Linked DNA regions of Homo sapiens: region 1 is linked to region 2. Evidence: chromatin contacts called from ENCODE Hi-C data. All regions are on one chromosome and are shown on one strand. Each heading gives the region's core, a stretch centred on a gene start or an enhancer-like site at or near the end of the contact. The rest is flanking DNA. Distances are from core to core; before and after follow the strand shown. Region 1 holds the start of C19orf85 (chromosome 19 open reading frame 85). Region 2 overlaps PPFIA3 (PPFI scaffold protein A3).

Region 1 (7,181 bases), core at 3,346-5,845, 6.3 Mb before region 2:
TGGGGGTTACAACTTCAACATCTGAATCTGGGGGGACACAGGCAGCCAAGGCCTGCCTTCTCTCAGAAGAAGAGTTGTGAACCAAATACGACAGGGTTGGCCCCTCTGCGTCTGGGTTGGGAACACCAGGGTGATGCATTGTGACTCTGCCATCTGTACATTTTTATAATAAATTTTAAGGGGTCCAGGGGCGGCGGCTCACGCCTATAATCCCAGCACTTTGGGAGGCCAAGGCAGGCGGATCACCTGAGGTCAGGAGTTCGAGACCAGCCTGGCCAACATGGTGAAACCCTGTCTCTACTAAAAATTCAAAAGTTAGCTGGGCGTGGTGGTGCACGCCCGTAATTCCAGCTACTTGGGAGGCTGAGGCAGGAGACTCTCTTGAACCCAGGAGGCAGAAGTTGCAGTGAGCCAGGATTGCACCACTGCACTCCAGCCTGGGTGACAGAGAGAGATTCTGTCTCAAAAAAAAAAAAAAAAAGACTAGGCATGCAGTGGCTCATACCTGTAATCCCAGCACATTGAGAGGCCGAGGCGGGTGGATCAAGAGGTCAGGAGATTGAGACCATCCTGGCTAACACGGTGAAACCCCATCTCTACTAAAAATACAAAAAATTAGCCGGGCGTGGTGGCGGGCACCTGTAGTCCCAGCTACTTGGGAGGCTGAGGCAGGAGAATGGCGTGAACCTGGGAGGCGGAGCTTGCAGTGAGCCGAGATCGCGCCACTGCACTCCAGCCTGGGCGACAGAGCGAGACTCCATCTCAGAAAAAAAAAAAAAAATTAAGGGAAACAAGGTCCCACAATGACTGGATGAGAGGGAGCAGATAGCAGATGAGCAGGTGGGGACAGGGAAGGACACACCCTGGGTTGTCCCTGGCTTCCTGGCCTGGCCCTGACACCCCCATCCAGATTGTAGGGGGATTGGAGGGTGGGGTCTCCACATTCCAGCTGTAGCAAGGCCTGCAAAGAAGGTTGGGTTAGACCCTGCCCCAAACCCTCTATGGTTCTCCATCATGCTTACCCTCATAGCCCAACCCTTGCCTGGCTCACAAAGCCCGGCAGGTCTGCTCCCCGCGCCCCCTCGGCTTCTCTGACTTCACCTCCTCCACTGCTCAGTAAAGCAAGGTGCTCAATAAATGTTTGTTGAATGACTAAATCCACCCCCAACACACACAGAATTTCAAGGGCTGGGATAGGGGAGAGGAGGCTGGGGAAGACCTTCCAGCACCTGGAAGTGCAGGTCCTCAACAAAGACCCCATGAAGCCAGCTCCCTGCTGTGGTTGATTGTTCTCAATGACAGGAGACAGGAGAGGGCCCCAAGTTCTCGGGCCGCACCCCTTGAGCCGGGCCGCCCAGCACCGGCCGGGTGGGCGCCCCCTGGTGGACAGTCCCGAGGCCGCAGCCTGCAGGCGGCCGCCCTGTGCATTGCTGGCCGGCCTGAGTGGGACAGAGCTGGCCGGCGGATGTTGCTCTTGGCCCCTGGACTGTGGAATGCAAATTTTGAAATAAGAGCTACCAGATGTGAATACACACGATAAAGTGTGTATCAAGGTAGCAAAGGTCATACCCCAGCCACGTGGCGGCGGGCCCCTTCCCGGCCCTCAGAGCCAATCCTTCCCTTCCCATCCTCCAGAGACCCAGGGGTCTTCTCCCTTCGGCCTCTTGCCAAGGGACCCTGGACCCTTCCCTCTGTACCTGAGACCTGGAGCAGAACAGGACAGGAAACCTTCACCTTCAGGCCACCCCCAATACCACAGGCGTGAACCAGACTCACGGACATCTTGAGGCAGGAGAATAGCAGAGAAATTCGGGGGGCGAAGGGGACCGTTGGACATAGGTTAGCTTAAGCAGAAGCAAAACGTGTCAAATGGCAGAAGCAGGACATGCGAAATAAGGGAGGAAGCAGTGAGTTGGAACATGCAGGATAAGGAAAATAAGCCAGAAGGACTTGCAGTAGCAGTTTGGCCACGAAAAATAAAGCTAAAGATGAGCAATTTGGTCAAAAGAGATAAAGAAAGATTAGGCAAGGATGAGCAACTAACTTACAAGAGATAAAGTGAGGTTAAGGAAGTGATGAAAAACATATAAAAGGCCATGAAATGTACGGCCGGGCGCGGTGGCTCACGCCTGTAATCCCGGCACTTTGGGAGGCCGAGGCGGGCGGATCATTTGAGGTCAGGAGTTCGAGACCAGCCTGGCCAACATGGTGAAACCCCACCTCTACTAAAAACACACAAAAGTTCGCCGGGCATGGTGGTACACGCCTGTGATCCCAGCTACTCTAGAGGTAGAAGCAGGAGAATCACTTGAACCCGGGAGGCGGAGGTTGCAGTGAGCTGAGATCGCACCACTGCACTCCAGCCTGGGCGACAGAGCAAGACTCCATCTCAAAAATAAAAAATAAAAAAAAAATTTAAAAAGAGTCCTTTAAAAAAAAAAGGCCATGAAATGTAACAAACTGGGGCTGATCTCATCTCGGAGAGCTCAGTCCGCTCTCCCCTCTGAGAGTGGAATACTGTGCTTCATAAACGTTTGCTCCTTTCCTTTGCTGTCTGTGCGCGTCTCATCCAATTCTTTGTTTTGGACACCAGGAGACTGGAACTGCACAGTACCATCCAGTAACAATCACACACGTGCACAAACACACACACACACACACACACACACCATGCCCTGGGGAAGACAGAGAGACAGAAACAGAAAAGCTGAGAGACAGGCAGTGAAGAGCATTCAGAGTCTAAAACATAAACACTGAGAGAAACTCCAGAGACAGTGAAAGAGACAGAGACAGGGAGAGGAACCGGAACACAAATGGGAGAGATGAAGTCAGAGAGACAATACAGAGGAGAGAGGCTGGGCACGGTGGCTCTCGCCTGTGACCGCAGCACTTTGGGAGGTCAAGGCAGGAGAATCACTTGAACCCAGAAGTTTGAGACCAGCCTGGGCAACATAGTGAGACCCCATCTCTACAAAAGAAAAAAATTAGCCAAGCATGGTGGCAGGTGCCTGTAATCCTAGCTTCTCAGGAGGCTGAGGTGGAAAGACCCCTTGAGCCCAAGAGGTCAAGGCTGCAGTGAGCCAGGATCACACCACTGCAGTGCATCCTGGGTGGCAGAGCCAGACTCTGTCTCTAAAAATAGATATATACATACATACACACATACATAGATGATAGATCCATAGATAGGCAGGTGATAGATAGATGATAGTTGAGAGAATTGTGGATAACCCAGGGATGGACAGAAAGCCAGGAGGAGCAGAAGAGGAACGAGCAAGGGTGGGCGAGATGGAGAGATAGCAATGGGGCTAGTGTGAGTCACAGACAGCTGGCAGGCAGAGGGACCAAGGGGCAGAGTACAAGAGGCTGTCTAGGAGGCTGGAGACCCTTGGAGACACCCGAGAGAAACATGGGAGGCCAATGGTGTCCCCAACACAGACACCAGCCACACCAGGCCCAGCAGCCCCACCTGTGCAGTGGTTCAGCACAGTGGTAGTGTTGAGCATGGCAGGGGTAGCAGTCAACGTGTACGTGCCATGGCTGGTGAGGGCACTGGGTGTCTGTCTGTCCTACTGCAGCTGGTCTCACCATGTCCTGCTGACAGGAAACTGGACCTCTGGCAACATCACTGGCTGCACTCAGCCCCAGCTCCCAATATGCCCCCACCTGCCTGCTGGCCCCCACCCTAGGCCTGGTAGGACCTCAACTGCTGACCTTGCCCATAGTGCTGCTGGCCAGTGAGCGGGCCTGGGAAGCAAACTCATGATGTCAGGTTTAAATCCCTGCTTCAGGCAGGAGAATCAGCGCGTGCGGTTCTAGGTACTGAGCCGTGGTCATTTGTTACATCAATTTCGGGAAACATCCTGGCTTCCCAGAGCAGACCCCCGAGGGTGGGGGTCCAAGCAGAGACTGAGGCTGTCACACCCGGTGCTCCCCTACCCAACCTGAGACCCAGGGTCCCCGCTCCGGCCAACACCCTTCCAGAAACAAGGGGACCCGGCCCAACCTCTGCCTCCCACAGACACCAGGGGTCCCAGTGCCTCAATAAAACACCCTGGGGGAGACTGCGCCCTGTTCTCCCGTCCCCTCCCGTCCTGCCACACCCTTCCCCCTCTCCTCCCTCACTCTGCTGCTCAGGATTCTATGAGCCCCAGGATTTCGGGGGTGACCCTCCAGGAGCCAACCCCTCCTGCTGGCTGGAGACCTCGGCCCGCACCAGCCCCTTTGGGAGCCTCGGTTTCCCCTCCTAAGGTGCTGGGCTGAGCAGAGGGAGGGAGGCACAGGTGTGTCTGAGGGTGGGTGGGCAGATGCAGCCCAGCTCCCCTCCCTCCCAGCCCCCTCCCCACGGCTCCAATTAAGGGTCCTCCACGCTCAATCGCTGCATTTGACTTACTGGCGGCCTCGCCTCCCGAACGAGGCCTTTGTTCCCTTAATTGGCCATCTCCAGGCACCATTCTCTGCCCCCCGCCGACGCACGCCAGGTCCATATCCCAGGTCCAACTATGCGCTAATTGGGCACTTAGAGGGCCCCAGAAAGCCCCCTCCCCTCCCTGTTCCCTGCCTTCCTATATTAGCCCCCACCTGCCGCTCCCTCAGACTTCAGGTCGGGCTCCTGGGAGGTGGGGACAGGGTTAGGGCACAGTGGGGAGGCCTTGGCCCAATTCCCAGCCCTGCCTCCTCCCCAGCCCGGGGTGCCTGGGCCTCCAGAGTCCCCTGCCCCTCCCTGCTCACAGATTTGGGGGGTGCTTTGGTCAGCAATATTGTGGGGAGTTACTCCAGACCACCCTGGCCATGCACCCCGGGGTCCCCGAAGGCCCTGGGGTCTCCGAGCCCGGCCCCCGGGAGCTGTGTGCCTTTGTGAGCGGGGCGGCCGCCCACATGCTGCGGGCCCTGCAGCCCCGGCGCACCCGGCCCCCCAAGAGGCGGCCCAACCACAGAAGGTTTCTGCACAACCAGATCTGCAGGTGAGGGGGCTGGTGGGGAAGGTGGGCACGGGACGGGGAAGAGGGGAAGGAGCAACCAGCACCCTTGGCTGGGGGAGACCAGGTACAGACAGAGAGGAGCAGCCCCCAGGGCTGGATGCCAGCAACAGTCAACGTGCATTTATTGAGTGCCTACTGTGTGCCAGGCCAGTTAGCAAAGCAGATAAAGTTCCTTGCTGTCGTGGAGGTTGTGTTTTCATGGGGGTGGCGGACGGTCAGGAATCACCAAAATAAATAACTAGCACGGTGTGATGCGACCACATAGGTGACCCTTGCAAATATGCTGGCCGGGGGTGGTGGCTCAAGCCTGCAATCCCAGCACCTTGAAAGGCCGAGGCAGGAGGATCGCTTGAGTTCAGGCGTTAGAGACCAGCCTGCTCACATCTGTCTTTACAGGCAGTTCACCAAGATTGAGGCTGCCACCCAGCGCCTGGCCCTCTCCATCCTGTCCCAGGAGGCACCTCCCCAGAGACCCTCGCTCCAAAAGCCACCCCCACCGCCTCCATCCCCCTTCCTGGGAGTGGCCTGTGCTGTGGCCCCCACTGAGGCTCCCCATGCCAGCGCCAGCCTGAGTCTCGCTGCCCTGGACACCTCTACCCTCGACCTCTTTGACAACATTGCGCTCACCCCAGAGTGTGCCTCAATGCCATGGGACCCCTCCTCTGGTTCTGATGCTCCCCTGCCAGCGCCGGGTCTGTCCCATCGCGACCTGGGCCAGCTGGACCTGAGGCAGGTCCCACATTTCTGCGGCCCCCTGCCCCTTCCCCAGCATGCCCTGGGGGAAGAGGCTGATCTCGTGGCTCCCGACTGGGGTTGGGTGGACTGCTGGGAGGTGCCTCGTGCCTGGGATTCTCAGGGGATCCCCGAGGGTTGGGGGACCAGCTCCCCATGAGGCCAATCACAACCCAGCCCAGAACCCAGGACAAGCCAGAGGCCCCTCCACGACGGCTCTACAGCCCTCTCCAGGAGCCCCCAACCTGTCCACTCCCTTCCTGGCAGCCCCTGGGAAAATAAACCAACCCAGACCCCCACTTCAGACCACTGCCTCAGGGGTCTCCTCCTGGGCCCAGGGGCCCCACCTCCACCTCTTCTTGCTTTCCTGCCTTCCCCCTTCCTTCTGCCTAGCCCCATCTGGGCATCCACCCCTCACTCTCACCCAGGCTCACCTCTGCCTAATGTCTGCTCTCCTGTCATTTATTCCCAAAGATGTATCGAGCGCCTACTATGGGCCAGGCCCAGGTCTAGGACTTGAGGATTCAGCTGTGAACGAGGCAGACGGGACCCCTGCCTCAGGGAGCTCCCTGTTCTGTGTGCATGTGTGTGTTTTGGCGGGGAACAGACAATAAAAGAGTATATCCATGCATTTTTCAAAAAGCAAGATTCATTTCCAATTCAGATTGGAGTTAGTGCTGAAAAGAAAATAAAACACAAGGCCGGGTGCGGCGGCTCACACCTGTAATCGCAGCACTCTGGGAGGCCAAGGCAGGCGGATCACTTGAGCCCAGGAGTTCAAAACCAGCCTGGGCAACAGAGTGAGACCTCCATCTTTACAAAAAAATTAAAAAATTAGTCAGGTGTGGTGGCGCATACCTGTGGTCCCAGCTACTCAGGAGGCTGAGGTGGGAGGATCGCTTGAGCCCGGGAGGTTGAGGCTGCAGCAAGCTGTGATCGTACCATGGTACTCCAGCCTGGGTGATAGAGCAATTTTTTTCTTTTTTTTGATGTTTCAAAAAAATTAAAAACAGCGACCTGATGGAAGGGCTACCTGACACCAGGTGGTCAGGAAAGGCTTTGAAAGCCTGGAAGGTTGGGCCATGGGGAGTCCTAGGATTCCAGGCTGAGGCAGCACACGTGCAAAGGCCCTGCGGTGGGACATTGAGGGAAGAGCAAGAGGAGACCCCTGTGGCTGGAGCGGAGTGAGCAGGGGGAGTGGTGAGAGGCGAGGTCTGCACGGACCAGGAAGGCCGACCATGAATTGGGAGGAGTTTGGATTTATTCCAAGACAGATAGGAAATTCTCTCTTTCTCTCAACCTCCATTTCCAAGCACAGAGTCTAAATTATTCTAAACACCACCCGAGGAGGCAGGTGCTGTACAGATGGGGAAACTGAGGCAGCACAGAGCGCAAAGGACAGGGGGGCGTCAAATTCCTCACTTGATCGCTCCCTCAGCCAGCCCCTTCCTGGAAAGTGCTTGGGTA
Region 2 (6,903 bases), core at 65-2,564:
GAAATGAGTGGAGGGTTGAGATGCGGGCTTAGAGCCTAATGGGCGAGGCCAACTCAAGTAGGAATCGAAGGGGCGGGGCTACTGGAGAACGGAATCACCCAGAACGAAAAAGGGGTCCGGTAGAAGGGATTCAGTTGGAAGAAGGAATTAGGGAAAAGGAGGTGGAGCTAGCACTAATCTCGCACGCTATACTGAGTGGCTGCCTAATTTTGCTCGTGCAGTACCCCTCAAGCCTCTTTTCTCTGCTGTCCCACAGGAAGCTACGTTGACTATTTCTCCTCGTCCCTTTATCAGTAAGTGTGTAAAAGGGGAGCGTGTAAAAGCCCCGTTTAGAGAAGTGCTTGTCTCGCTATGAGTTATCAGATGACTCTGGGACTCCATTTCCCCGTCCATGAAATGGGCAGGTTAATGATCTCTAAGCGTCCTGGGGTGGGCTTTGAACACCAGCTGTCTAACTTCTGGCGTTCTCGTCTCCAGGGCCCTGGCAGACATGCTGGAAACGCCGGAACCCTGACCCAGTCGCTCGACTGCGACGCAGGTGTACCTCCCCCTGCCTTCCAACCCCTTTCCACGAGCTATATTTATTTCTCCGAATAAACGTGCTCCCCGAAACCTCATTGTCAGACGTGGGGTCTGGGAATCTCAGGGCATCGGGGAATGCGGGTAGGGTCTAGAGACCTGGACCTAGACTTGAGGGATGAGGGGCCTGGACTCCTGGCTCGAGGTGGTTGGTTGAACAGCCCCCCCCCCCCCCGCAAAAAAAAAATCAGTCAACAAGGAAGCTTTTTGAAACAGTTCTCTTTACCCGTGATCACTGAGTGACGCCTGGGGCGGGGAGGCCGACCGAGAGTCGGGGGCGAGGGCTCCCCCACCGTCCCCCTGCCCCCACGCCACGTCGCCCAGCGGCATCGTGGAAAGAGGATTCTCCCATGCAAACCCCGGAGCCAGAGGAGAAGGGGAAGCGCCATTCTGCGCCCCCTACCCCCGGGGCACGGACACGGCCACAGCACGGGGGGCGGTGAGGCCCCGGGGACACGAGACACGGGGGAGGGAGAGGGGAACCCGCCCGCAGATGACCCGGGGGACCGGCGACCGGACGCGGCGGGGCGGAGCTGAGTGGCACAGGGGGCGAGGCTTGTAGCAGCGAGTCCCCCCTCCCCTCCTTTCGGACGAAGAAGGAAGACTTGGGCCCCGCGACTGGGCAGGAAAAAGGGGAGGGAGCAGCCTCTCCCCGCATGCGGCCCGGGAGGGAAGCCCCGCCCCCTTCCCGCGGGTAAAGGACACCCGTCTCCCAACAGAAACTGATCAATAAATTACAAAGTAGAGAAAAGGAAAGCGGACGTTTGGGGCGGGATTTCTTCCTCCCCGCTTCTTCCCCCTCTCAGTCCAGTTCATGTGGTTTGGTCCAGGCCCCGGCCCTGTGCGAGGCGGGCGCGCGCACTCCCGCTGGTCTGTACAGATGGTCCAGTCCTCGGCGCGAGCTCCCCCGCCCGCTCTCCCCGGCGAGGCCACAGTCCGGGCAGGAGAGGGAACAGCCCAGCCTCGGGAAGATTCTTCCGTCCGAGTGAGGTCACCTGCATGACGCCGGGCAGCGCGTGGAGCAGTGAAGATCCACCGTGCCGCCCCGCACCCCCAAGGTCGCCCAGCACGGTCCTCACCTGGAGGCCTGCACTAGCAGGAATAGGTCCGGACCGAAACGCCGTCTGCCCGGGAACTCCCAGAAGTCTGGCCTGGAGGGAGAGCGAGCAGCGGTTCAGCCTGGAGCACCCTCCTCCCTGTTCCTCTCCAGGATTCCTCCCTTTGGACTTCCCTTCCCGATGTCACAACGATCGCCGGGCTCCACATGGGTTTCCCTCCCTTCCCCGCAGCCAAGGACTCAAACTCGCATTGGGCGAGTTCACTCCCGCCCTGGGAAGGGGGAGTGGGATTTATCCATTTCATCCTGACGGGGGAGTCCGGAACGTTGGAGCAGTCCATTCCTCAGGGGTGGGCGAGAAAGGACTAGGCCATTCCAGAACCCGGACTACTGAGGTGGTCCATGCCCCACCCTAGGGAAGCGAGGAAGGGCTGTCGCATTTGGGAGCCCCCCACCTTCTGGCTGCAGCTTGCGGAGAGGGAGCCCCGGAGAGCCCAGGGCTCCCGCTGCAGCCGAACGAAAGTTGGGGGGCAACATCTCAGCTGAGTCGGGAGTTACGCCTCGGAGGTCCTTCTCCCGGAACATCTTCCGCCAGGATGGGGAGCGGCTGAAAGACTTGGCGCTGTCCTAGGTATAGGAGCCGGACAGCCGGTGAGGGACTCCTGCCTTGTCTGACTCCGCCCCTTCCTTTGACTCCACCCCTCTCCGGGTCTCACCTCTCCTTTAACCCCGCCCCTCTCCTGGCCCCGCCTCCAACCGTGACCATTAATAGTCAGGCCCCGCCCCCTCAGCTCAGCCTCTCGAGGAGCCGCTGGGAGCAGAGCCCTCTGAGCTGTTGCCGCGCCCACCTCGTCCAGCCGCCTGTCTGTGCCTAAGGAGATAAGGTTGCTGAATTCCTTCTCCAGAAGCTGCCGGGCCTGGAAAGAGGAGGTGGAGGGGGCGGTTGGAGCGTGCAGTCTGCGAGGTGGGGACGCCCAGCATGCTCCGGGCCCAGCGGCAGCTCACCTGTGCATTCTGCGTGGGGATCTGCAGGAGCAAGGCCAGGTCGGAGTAGTCGAAGGTCTCGTCCAGGGCGAGCAGTGCCCCGTGTACCCCGCTCTCCGTGAGGTTCGTGGCAAATTCCTTCAGGCCCAGCCCGGACACCCAACCCATGACCCGCTCATTGGACCACACCATCACGTCTGGGGACGGAAGGGACCCTCAGCCGTGCCCCTCCCGTGGCCTGGAGAGTTCAGTTTAGCCCATACCTCCACCTCCATTTGGTCTCTTCGGGCCACGCCCCCCACGCTGGCTCCACCCCCACGGTTATGGTGCCAATTTGCTTCTCCGGTCTCCCCCTACCCCCTCTCCTCCCCATCCAGCTCCACGCCCTCCACCTGGCTCCCAAAGGGACCCTTAGGCTCTACTCACCTCGGATCTGGGTCTGACTTTCTTCCCGCCTCCGCTCCAGGTCCTTCCGGTCATAGTTGAGCCGTTTCAGGCACATAATCCCATAATGTAGACTCACCCTGAGCAGCAGGGGAAGTGGAGTCACGGATGAGCTTTCCAGTCCCCTAGACTGCTGCTCCTACGGGTCCCTCCCCACTGGCTGCGCTCTTCTTGGAAAGGGTGGGGAGCTGATAAGTTCTATTGACTGTTGACCCCCTCAGGAGGTGAGGCATTTTCAATAATAGGCACTTCCTACTGGCCAGCCTGGAAGGGGTCCAGGGTTAACTAGCCAAGCCATTTCAGGATCTGAACTTTTCCTGTGGACCATCTCATTGGTGAAAGGAGCACAGAGTCAGGATTTCCTGAGAACTCAGGCTAAAAGGGCCAAGATAAGCCTGGGAATCTCCCATGGCCAATCCTATTGGCCAAAGACTCTCTGGGGTGGGGCTTCCCTTTGGACTGTCCCCACTGGCCAGGCAGCCCCCACCTGTGAAAGCTGTCCACCATCTTGAGTTGGCCCCGGAGCTCCTTCTTGTTAAGGTGATCTAACATTCGAGCGTCCACCAGCGACTCCATGAAGTAGCTGCGGTATTGGGGCAGCCCCAGGCTGGGCAGCCAGTCGTTCCCCACCCACTCGTGGTTCATGTCGCCATATGCCAGGATCTGGGGCCATGGGCAGGTGAGGGAAGAGTCAGGCCCTCTGGCCCCTTCCCACTGTGCATGAGAGGGGTACAGTCCAACCTCCCAATCCAAGGTTTTTTCCCACCCCATGGTAGGACAATGACCAATCTCTGCTCAGGATAATGGACCAATCCAGAGTTGTCTCCTAGCCCTTCATGACAGCATATACTCTTGGCTACTCAAACAGTTGTCCTGAGACCTAGAGCGTCACCATCACCTGTGGACTTGCTGGAATTGCAGAATCTCAGACCTTACTCCAGACCTACTGAAGTCGGTATCGGCATTTTCACAAGACCCTCAGGTGATTCGAAATATACATTATATTTATTTTTAAATTTCTTTCTTTCTCTCTTTCTCTCTCTCTCTCTCTCTCTCTCTTTCTGAAAGAGTCTGCTATGTCACCCAGGCTGGAGCGCGGTGGCACGATCTCGTCTCACTGCAACCTCCCCATCCCAGGTTCAAGCAATTCTCTTGCCTCAGCCTTCGAGTAGCTGGGATTACAGGTACGAGCCACCACGCCCGGCTAATTTTTGTATTTTTTAGTAGAGACGGCGTTTCACCATGTTGGCCAGGCTGGTCTCAAACTCCTGACCTCAAGGGATCCGCCCACCTCAGCCTCCCAACGTGCTGGGATTACAGGCATGAGCCACCGCGCCTGGCTGTATTTGTTTATTTTTTAGAGACAGGGTCTTACTATGTTGCCCAGGTTGACCTCAGCTTCGTGGGCTCAAGCGGTCCTCCTGCCTCAGTCTTCCAAGTAGCTGAGACTACAGGTGTGTGCCACCCCACTACACATTAAATTTGGGGAAGCACTGCTTTAACTCTGTCTCACTGCAGTCCAACGTCACTAAACCCCCAAGTCAGGACAATGGACTCTTTCAAGGCAGCTCTCCCACTAAGAAAGGGCCATCACTCTTGCAATGTCCTGAAAATACTTGTCTAATGTTATATCTGGCCCAGGACAATATTCCAGATGAGTCCCAAGTCCCTCACTCCTTTCAGCATCAGCACAAAATCCACGCCTCCCCCTGGCTGGAAATATGTGATCTATGACCACAGTCAAACATAATTCCTCCGTGGACAGTGAGTTCATGCCTCTTGGGTTTTTTTGTTAGTTTATTTGTTTGGTTTTTATGAGATGGAATCTGGCTCTATCACCCAGGCTGGAGTACAATGGTGCAATCTCGGCTCAGTGCAACCTCTACCTCCTGGGTTCAAGCGATTCTCCTGCCTCAGCCTCCCAAGTAGCTGGGATTACATACGCTAGCCACTGCACCCGGCTAATTTTTGTATTTTTAGTAGACACAGGGTTTCACCATGTTGGCCAGACTGGTCTCAAACTCCTGACCTCAGGTGATCTGCCCACCTCAGCCTCCTAAAGTGCTGGAATTACAGGCGTGAGCCACTGCGCCCGGCCGCCTCTTGTTTCTTGAGAACAAAGTGTAGCTCCTCCTCCCCAACTTCTCATTCAGCCTGGCTGCCTCACCACCACCACAGCCAGTGTGTCCTCCTTGGCCCTGGTACACTGAGCAGTCCACTGTAGCCCCCGCCCCCTCCACTATAGGGACACCGGCTGCTCAGTCTCTCCTGAGCTACAGAATTGAAGCCCCTTAGAGCCCCCACAACCCACGATGATGAAATGGTCCATGCATAAGGCTGACTATGCAACAGTCTGGGCTTCCACATCGCATCCCCTCTACCCTCCCCACCGCCAAGCCATAATGGAACAGTCCAGAGCCAAGCTTGGCGCAGCGCCCCCCCATGGGGATGATGGCATGTTCTGGTGAAGGCAGGGGCAGGGCTCGGAGGAGGGGCATCCATGCGTCGTGCACAGCCTGTTCATGCGCTCACGCCCCGCCCCGCGCCCCCTACCTGCTCCCAGCTGATCTCCTTGGTCTCCTGACCCGTTAGTAGGAAGAGGGGAGAGAAGGGGTGAGTTAAGGGGCAGGCAGAGGAGGACGCAAGGAGCGGACTTAGGGATGGCCACAGACTCGGTCCCCGCCCCCACCCCCAAAGAAGGTTAGTGCCACCCCCAAGGCGGCCGGCAGGGGGCACTCACGGGCTTGGTCGTGGCCGTAAGGGACTCCATCTCCTCGTGTGTCATCCACACGTTTCCTGTGGACTGAGGGGCAGGGAGTGTTAATGGATGGTGGGAGAGGGCTTCGCGTGGGGGAGAGGAAGGAGGGTGTCCTCCTGAAGGCCCTGGGCCACACGTTTATGTCCCTCCTGCTTTCTGGGGCAAGCAGTAACAGAGAAAAGGAATGATTCTTATTATAGGGCACCTGCCATGTACCAGGCAATGTGACTTTGGAGTTGAACAAATTCAGGTTGGAATTGGGACCCTGCCATGCATTTTGCTGTGTGGCCCTGTGCAAATGACGTCACCTCGCTGACCTCACACAGAGGTACAGAATGAGGATTCAGAAGTGGGGGACAGACACAGCCATGGTGCAAATGTTTAGGGAGTATGGCGGGGGGGGTTCACATTTATTGAGCTTCTGCTCCCAACAACCTCACGAGTTAGGAATCCATACAAGGATAAAAACATTTATGTACTTCTGGTGAGTGTCAGGCACCAGTCACCGTCATAGGGTGTGGGATATGGCAAGGGACACGACAGACACTTTTCGTCCTAGTGGGGGAGAAACAATGAACATATTTTAAGTATGTTGGGGAAATTTGAATACAGAGTGAATAGTAAATGAAATTAACAACTGTGGCCAGGCGTGGTGGCTCACACCTGTAGTGCCAGCACTTTGGGAGGCTGAGGCGGGCACATCACTTTTGGAGATTGAAGACTAGCCTGGCCAACCTGGAGAAACCCCATCTCTACTAAAAATACAAAAATTAGGCTGAGAGTGGTCTAGCACTTCGGGAGGCAGAGGCGGGTGGATCACCTGAGGTCAGGAGTTCAAGACCAGCCTGGCCAACGTTGGTGAAACCCTATCTCTACTAAAAATACAAAAATTAGCTGGGCATGGTGGCGTGTGCCTTTAATCCCAGCTACTCAGGAGGCTGAGGCAGGAGAATCACTTGAACCAGGGAGACGGAGGTTGCAGTGAGCCAAGATCGCACCACTGCACTCCAGCCTGGGCGACAGAGTGAAACTCCATCTCAAAAAAAAAAAAAAAAGAAAGAAAAGAAAAGAAAAAGAAATT

Evidence for each region. A loop is a pair of places that touch in the nucleus more often than their neighbours do. Pooled maps may share reads with other maps.
Region 1: a pooled map of psoas muscle shows a loop between it and region 2 (7-fold over the local background). The contact joins the promoter of C19orf85 here to the enhancer-like site in region 2. A Hi-C loop is called at or near these places in 2 of 50 pooled maps.

What each region holds. Positions count from the first base shown.
Region 1 is chr19:55,462,165-55,469,345 of GRCh38, reverse strand. C19orf85 (chromosome 19 open reading frame 85) reads left to right here and starts at 4,595. Exons shown (of 2, transcript NM_001386794.1): 1 at 4,595-4,964; 2 at 5,379-6,345. The coding sequence starts at 4,792. The coding sequence ends at 5,874. RefSeq lists silencers at 1,124-1,253, 1,264-1,493 and enhancers at 4,152-4,874, 5,597-6,319.
Region 2 is chr19:49,144,907-49,151,809 of GRCh38, reverse strand. PPFIA3 (PPFI scaffold protein A3) reads right to left here. Exons shown (of 30, transcript NM_003660.4): 22 at 5,805-5,867; 23 at 5,618-5,644; 24 at 3,552-3,727; 25 at 3,047-3,144; 26 at 2,642-2,817; 27 at 2,485-2,553; 28 at 2,092-2,263; 29 at 1,659-1,730; 30 at 784-1,574. The coding sequence ends at 1,672. HRC (histidine rich calcium binding protein) reads left to right here. Exons shown (of 6, transcript NM_002152.3): 5 at 257-293; 6 at 478-612. The coding sequence ends at 514. Among named protein-coding and RNA genes, the nearest start is that of HRC, 7.0 kb to the left of the region's middle. RefSeq lists enhancers at 1-478, 2,068-2,287. Within about 2 kb of position 1,314, at least 34 of the 41 ENCODE cell types and tissues checked have a DNase peak (open chromatin) inside an H3K27ac peak, as active enhancers do.